2 separate regions of the Homo sapiens genome follow, and region 1 is linked to region 2. A link is a contact called in ENCODE Hi-C or POLR2A ChIA-PET data. All regions are on one chromosome and are shown on one strand. The core of a region is the stretch at or near the end of the contact, and the rest is flanking DNA. Distances in the headings are between cores, read along the strand shown. Region 1 has its middle 100 kb from the start of LINC02351. Region 2 overlaps IGF1R (insulin like growth factor 1 receptor).

Evidence for each region. A loop is a pair of places that touch in the nucleus more often than their neighbours do. ChIA-PET counts read pairs that join two places held with the same protein, here RNA polymerase II (POLR2A). Pooled maps may share reads with other maps.
Region 1: a map of adrenal gland shows a loop between it and region 2 (3-fold over the local background). The contact joins two enhancer-like sites. A Hi-C loop is called at or near these places in 2 of 168 maps with a recorded cell type or tissue (adrenal gland and endothelial cell of umbilical vein) and 2 of 50 pooled maps. POLR2A ChIA-PET finds 5 or more read pairs at or near these places in 4 of 52 experiments (HEK293, MCF 10A, Panc1 and 1 more).

The regions. Positions count from the first base shown.
Region 1 is chr15:98,524,038-98,526,737 of GRCh38, reverse strand. No RefSeq gene overlaps it. Among named protein-coding and RNA genes, the nearest start is that of LINC02351, 100 kb to the right of the region's middle. Within about 2 kb of position 1,422, at least 4 of the 41 ENCODE cell types and tissues checked have a DNase peak (open chromatin) inside an H3K27ac peak, as active enhancers do.
Region 2 is chr15:98,726,377-98,729,115 of GRCh38, reverse strand. The region is part of intron 2 of IGF1R (insulin like growth factor 1 receptor); the gene reads right to left. Among named protein-coding and RNA genes, the nearest start is that of MIR4714, 57 kb to the left of the region's middle. Within about 2 kb of position 1,380, at least 30 of the 41 ENCODE cell types and tissues checked have a DNase peak (open chromatin) inside an H3K27ac peak, as active enhancers do.

The DNA.
Region 1 (2,700 bases), core at 173-2,672, 200 kb after region 2:
TACTTCATAATTTTGTGTCCTTAAAAATGTGTTCACATTATCCAGAGCAAGAATTGTTCGTACTGTAGTTGAAGAATGACAGCCCACGTTACTAAAAAAAATCAAGTGATTTCAGCCAGCTTTTCCCATGACATACTGCCTCATAGTTGCTGCCAGGTAGTGGCTTTCGGCAAAGTCCAAGTTTCTAAGAGTGAGGCTAGTAAAATGTAAAATGTCTTCGGTAATGTTTCTTAAAATAATGGGCCCATATGATACAAATTACATTTGTTAAACTGAAAAGATTTTGCTAACCTTTGTGGTAAGGTAGTCTTTGAAGAGAATATTTTGCTAGTGATACTAAATCAATGATTAATTGCAAAACATTGATCCCGTTCAAGGTCTTCATTAGTTGACCTTGCAGTTTACATAGGAAGGACCAAAAGGTGCTAGGAAGGGCCTTGGACATTAGGCCTTGCTGGACTGATCAGCAGTGGCTGACCCAGCCGCGGTCGTGGCTGATGGGACAGGCAGTGACCGAGGGAGTGGATCTATTGCTGCAGCCCTGGGAACCCAAGCTTTGATACGAAGATTCTGAATGATTTAAGCATTTTCCCTAAAGGACACCTTAAGACGTACCATTATGTTTGTTTTTAAGGTAACTACGTCAACATATGCTTAAAGGGAATTCTTCAATTTGGGGTTTGCTGGGGGTTTCAGTTTCTTTACAGTCTGCAGTGAATTATCGTTTTAACTGTGTGCCTTTTTCATAAAAGCATTTTACATTGTACTGAAAAGATTGCATTCTTTTGGCTTTGGAAAAATATTTCCTGTTCAGTTCAAGCCATTACAGCCTGTTAGCGTTTCACATCTGGAAGCCTGTGCCTCCCGTCACCAGCGAAGCGAGTGTGGCGGCCTGGCTGGGCCCCCAGCGCCTGCGTAAAGCGCCGGGACTTGTTTACTTCCCAAAGCTCAGCCTTGCGGGTTTTCGGGGAGTGAGGGGGTTCTGAGCGGGGGAGAGGCGCTTCCTTGCTCCCAGGGCAGGGGTGTGTGTGTGGGTGTGTGTGTGTGTGTTCATTGTGTGTGTGTGTGTTCATTGTGTGTGTGTGTGTGTTCATTCTTCCTGGGATGGAGATGGAGGGGTCTTCCTCTTGGGTAATGAGGGAGGTTTCTTTCTCCTGGGGGTGGGGAGGGGAATCTTTCTTCCTAGTGAGTGTTGCATCCCCCCTCCCCTCATGCCTTAAGCAGCTATTTTTCACTCCCACCCAGTTTTCCAGAAAGCCAACCCAAACATTCTCCGTGTGAGAGGGAAGTATCCCTCAGGGAAGAGAACAAATTTGAACAAAAAACGCTGGGCAGCCTGCGGCCTTGGTGTGGGTTGGAGCTGCAGGCCTCAGTCTGGCATCCCTTGTCACCAGTCACCCAGGCTGGGTTGAGGGACGGCCCAGGAGAGGTGGCCCTGGTGCCTGCTCTGTGGCTCTTCTTCCTGGGGAAACAGGGGACTGCGTCCTGCTTTCAATCTTTAAAAGGGAACCAAGCCTCTGGGTGCCACGTTACTTTATGAGCATTAAGCTCTCCCCCAGTTTGCTGTGGTCTGAGAGGGTTAATTTTTGTGGCCTCTGGGACCCTGCTCTCCGGAGGTGAGCCTGATGCTGCCCCCACTCTCGGGATCATTGAGCTGGGCTGTGTCTGCTGATCCTGGTGGCTTCAGTGCTGAGAACACTCCCCCAGGGACCTGTCCCTGTGGCCTCTTGGGTGGCCAGGCACTAGAGCTCTGGGGCAGTGGTGCCCTGGGACAGAGTCCACTGAGTTCTTTGAGGGAGTGTGACAGCCCCCACAGCATAACCTGTAGGGGAAACGATTTCATGGTGTGGAAGGAGCAAAACATTCACTGCATTTCTCCTGATCACACGTGACCAGAAATGATGCCAAGCAAGTCTAGGCTTCCTGCAAGAATCAGGCAGGACCCTGAGCACCCAGGCCTCAGACCTGACGGCCTTGGGTGAGGTGCCCCCCTCCCTGCAAATCCAAATGATCACAGTGTCTTAGCACTCCGCTGGCAGGAGGTCAATTCACAAAGGGCCAAGGTCAGCATCTTCTTGGGGCTGGTCAATCAATGCTCTTCCGTTGAACTTGCAACCTTGCTGTAGGAGACGGGTGGTCCAGATCTGACAAACATCTTTCCCAGAACACAGGGCCAGCGACAGAAAGTAAAAATCAAGATCAGATCTGTCCCTGCCCCTTAACACTGGAGTTCCTGGGTGTGTTTTGAGAAAGGTCGCTATTGAAGTTGGTTTCCATGGGAGGAGCATGCAGCATGCGTGCAGGCCCCAGGGTGGAAGCAGCCCTCTCTCCAGTTTGTTTTTCTTAATTTCTTTGAACGTTCAGTGAATCTTTTTTCAGACTTGTGGGAAGCCACTTGCCCAGTGAGTTGAAATGAATAGCAGTTTCAACAGAGAGCTTAGTTGAACAACCACCCAAATGGACTGAATGCTTTGTATGGGAAAAGCACGGGAAGGGGTCTTCATGGTGGGCTGGGGAGGGGAGGGAAGCTGTGTTGTACTCGGCATGCCCCAGCTCCTCTCGTTGTTGTGAGTTGGGGAGTGACTGCTCTGAGACAGAGTTGAGCTGTGAGTTAGGGAGTCCGGCAAGACAGAGGATGTGGCCCACATGTGCTCATCCTATCCTGGGCTGAACACAGGACTCAGTGTCCCCCAGAGTCCT
Region 2 (2,739 bases), core at 131-2,630:
TTTTGTGTCAGCCTTGTAATCCTTTAACAGTGAGTCCTATGGGAATTTAAAAATTATGATAGTATCAGCTAATATTTCATTGAGGCATTGTGCCATGTCTGGCCCTGGACTAACCCCTTTTCTTTACCTCTCACAACGACCTTAGAAGGAAGCTGAGTGTCCACAGTCGTGTAGCTGAGAGGCCTTAGGAAGGTAAATTCTCTTCACCAATGTGCAGAGCCAAGAGGTAGCACAGCCAAGATTTTAAGCCAGATCTGTCTGATTCTACTACCACCTACTACAAAGAGCTTTCTTGTCATAGGATAAAGGTGCTGGCTTCTCCACCAGAGGAAAGGAAGCCACTTAAAAACTTACAGAGAGGGTGATCACCAAAGGCCACCAGCTGGCCTCGGGAGAGTGCAGAATGCACTCCCAGAGCTAGGATGAAGAAGCGATGGGGGCCTGACCCCGCCCAGGCGGCCCTGGGCATCAGCATAGGCACCTCACTGGGTTCACAATGGCTCAGAACATGCTCACCTGCTTGAGCTCAGCCTCTTGAACGTCTGCTGCTAATAGCCGCTCTTCAAGCAAAGCACATGTCATGAGACCTATTCAAATACAACTGAGTGGGACCCTGAAACTGGGGCTGGCAATGGTGGGAGCACTAAGTCAGGCCCTCTTGCTGGGAGGTGATGTGAAGAGGGCCACTTCTCATCCCTGCTCTGCTGTCCCCTTAACCGGGGTCTTGAGCAGTGGAGGAGGAGCTCAGGCCCCTCCAGTCAAAGACAGTCCAGGCTGAGTCTAGACAACCCGACCATTCTCATCCCCACCCAGCCCGGCCAGCCTTTCACAGACAGGCACCGGGATCTGTGATGGCCAGCGGCAACAACAGGCGTGATTTCTCCTAGGACACATCACTTTTCACCAAGAAGCCCATCTTGAATAGCTGGGGGTGTGTTTACAGATCCAGGAAAGCTCAGAGCAAAAATACTTAGTTAAAAAGCAAGTTAAAAAATGCATCTTCAGGGCAACCCGCTTGGGTCCCTTTCCATGCTGTGGAAGCTTTGTTCTTTCACTCTTCACAATAAATCTTGCTGCTGCTCGCTTAAAAAAAAAAAAAAAAAAAAAACAATGCATCTTCAGTGAGTACAGTGGCTACCTCGTGTTCCTTTTTTATTTGATGGGAAATAAAGGGGAAGAGAGATTTACTTTGAGTCGGCAGGCCAGATCTGCAACAGGGACTGGAGAACTTTCCAGGCCCAGCAGCCCCGGCCTGGCCCGCATTCCTTCGGGGTGACAGCGCACCAGGGCCGGCCGGCGGTTTCCCCAGTCCTTCTGCCGCCGCCACACAGTGACTAAGCCCACAGGAATCCCAGCGGGTGCTGGACCCACCCGGAGGACAAGCAGGCCGAGAGGAAAGCCTGTGACTGCCCCGACCAGCAGAAGAAGACCTGCTCTCTGCCCTCCAGCCCCTGGGTATAATGCAGGAGAAGCTGGGGAGGCTGTCCAAGGCAGGAGCAGCCCCACCTGAGCTCAGGTGACAGCCCATCTCACTTGCAAGGCCTTGCAGAGACACCCAAGCCCCATACTCAGGACTGACTTTGCTGAGGAATCAGAGAGCAGAGTTTCAGGGTGCACCTTTATCTCCCTGAGAAAGACTCCCAGTAAAAGTCGGTTGTTTGCCCAAAGGAGGCAGAATTAAACTACGGGCAGGCAACCACAAGTTTGCTTTGACAAATAAAACAAGAAAAAAAAAATGTAAACCTACACTGGCCCAATCACTTTCCAAGAGCCTAATTCATGGTAAAACCAGCAGTCCAAGATCTGATTTTGATAAATCACTTCCTGACTCTTCATATATTTTACTCTCTGTACGACTGTTATTTTTATTTTGCAAAAGAATTAAAAGTTTACTGGAAACCACATACCTTTCTTCCTTTACGACAACCTGTCATTCATCACAGCTAAAACATCCACCCATTAAATGATATTTTTACAAGATTAAAGAATGGTTTTAAAAAGAAAGAAATCTCCTTAGTTAAAAATGAACCAAACAAAGGTACCTAATCACTGATCAGCATCAAAGTTTTGTTCCACACATGAAAATAATTCATCAGGCCAGGTGTGGCGGCTCACACCTAGAATCCCAGCACTTTGGGAGGCCAAGGTGGGTGGATCACCTGAGGTCAGGAGTTCGAGACCTGCCTGGCCAACATGGTGAAACCCCATCTCTACTAAAAATACAAAAAATTAGCCGGGCATGGTGACAGATGCCTGTAATCCCAGCTACTCAGGAGGCTGAGGCAGGAGAATTGCCTGAACCCGGGAGGCGGAAGTTGCAGTGAGCCAAGATCACACCATTGCACTCCAGCCGGGGTGACAAGAGCAAGACTCTATCTCAAAAAAAAAAAAAAAAAAAAAAAATCATCAATGTAAAAATGAATTCTGCCTAAGGAGGGGAATTTAAAAAGTCAGAGAAAAGCAAGGAATTAAAATTCAGAAACAAGCTGTTTTATAATTAAGCATCTGCAATTTAACTATACTATGTCACTCTGATTTTCATCTTTCCTTTCTCATAAGAGTCATAGATGTTCTCCGCTCATATAAAGGTGGTAGGAAGGGAGGGAGGGCGCCATGCTAATAGAACCCACATCATGTTTACTAAGAACTAGGCAGATGTGGACAAAAACTCCAAAGATTTAAAAGTTTCTTGACTAGAGCAAGACATCTTCAAGAACTCATCCAACATGGTGCCTAGCC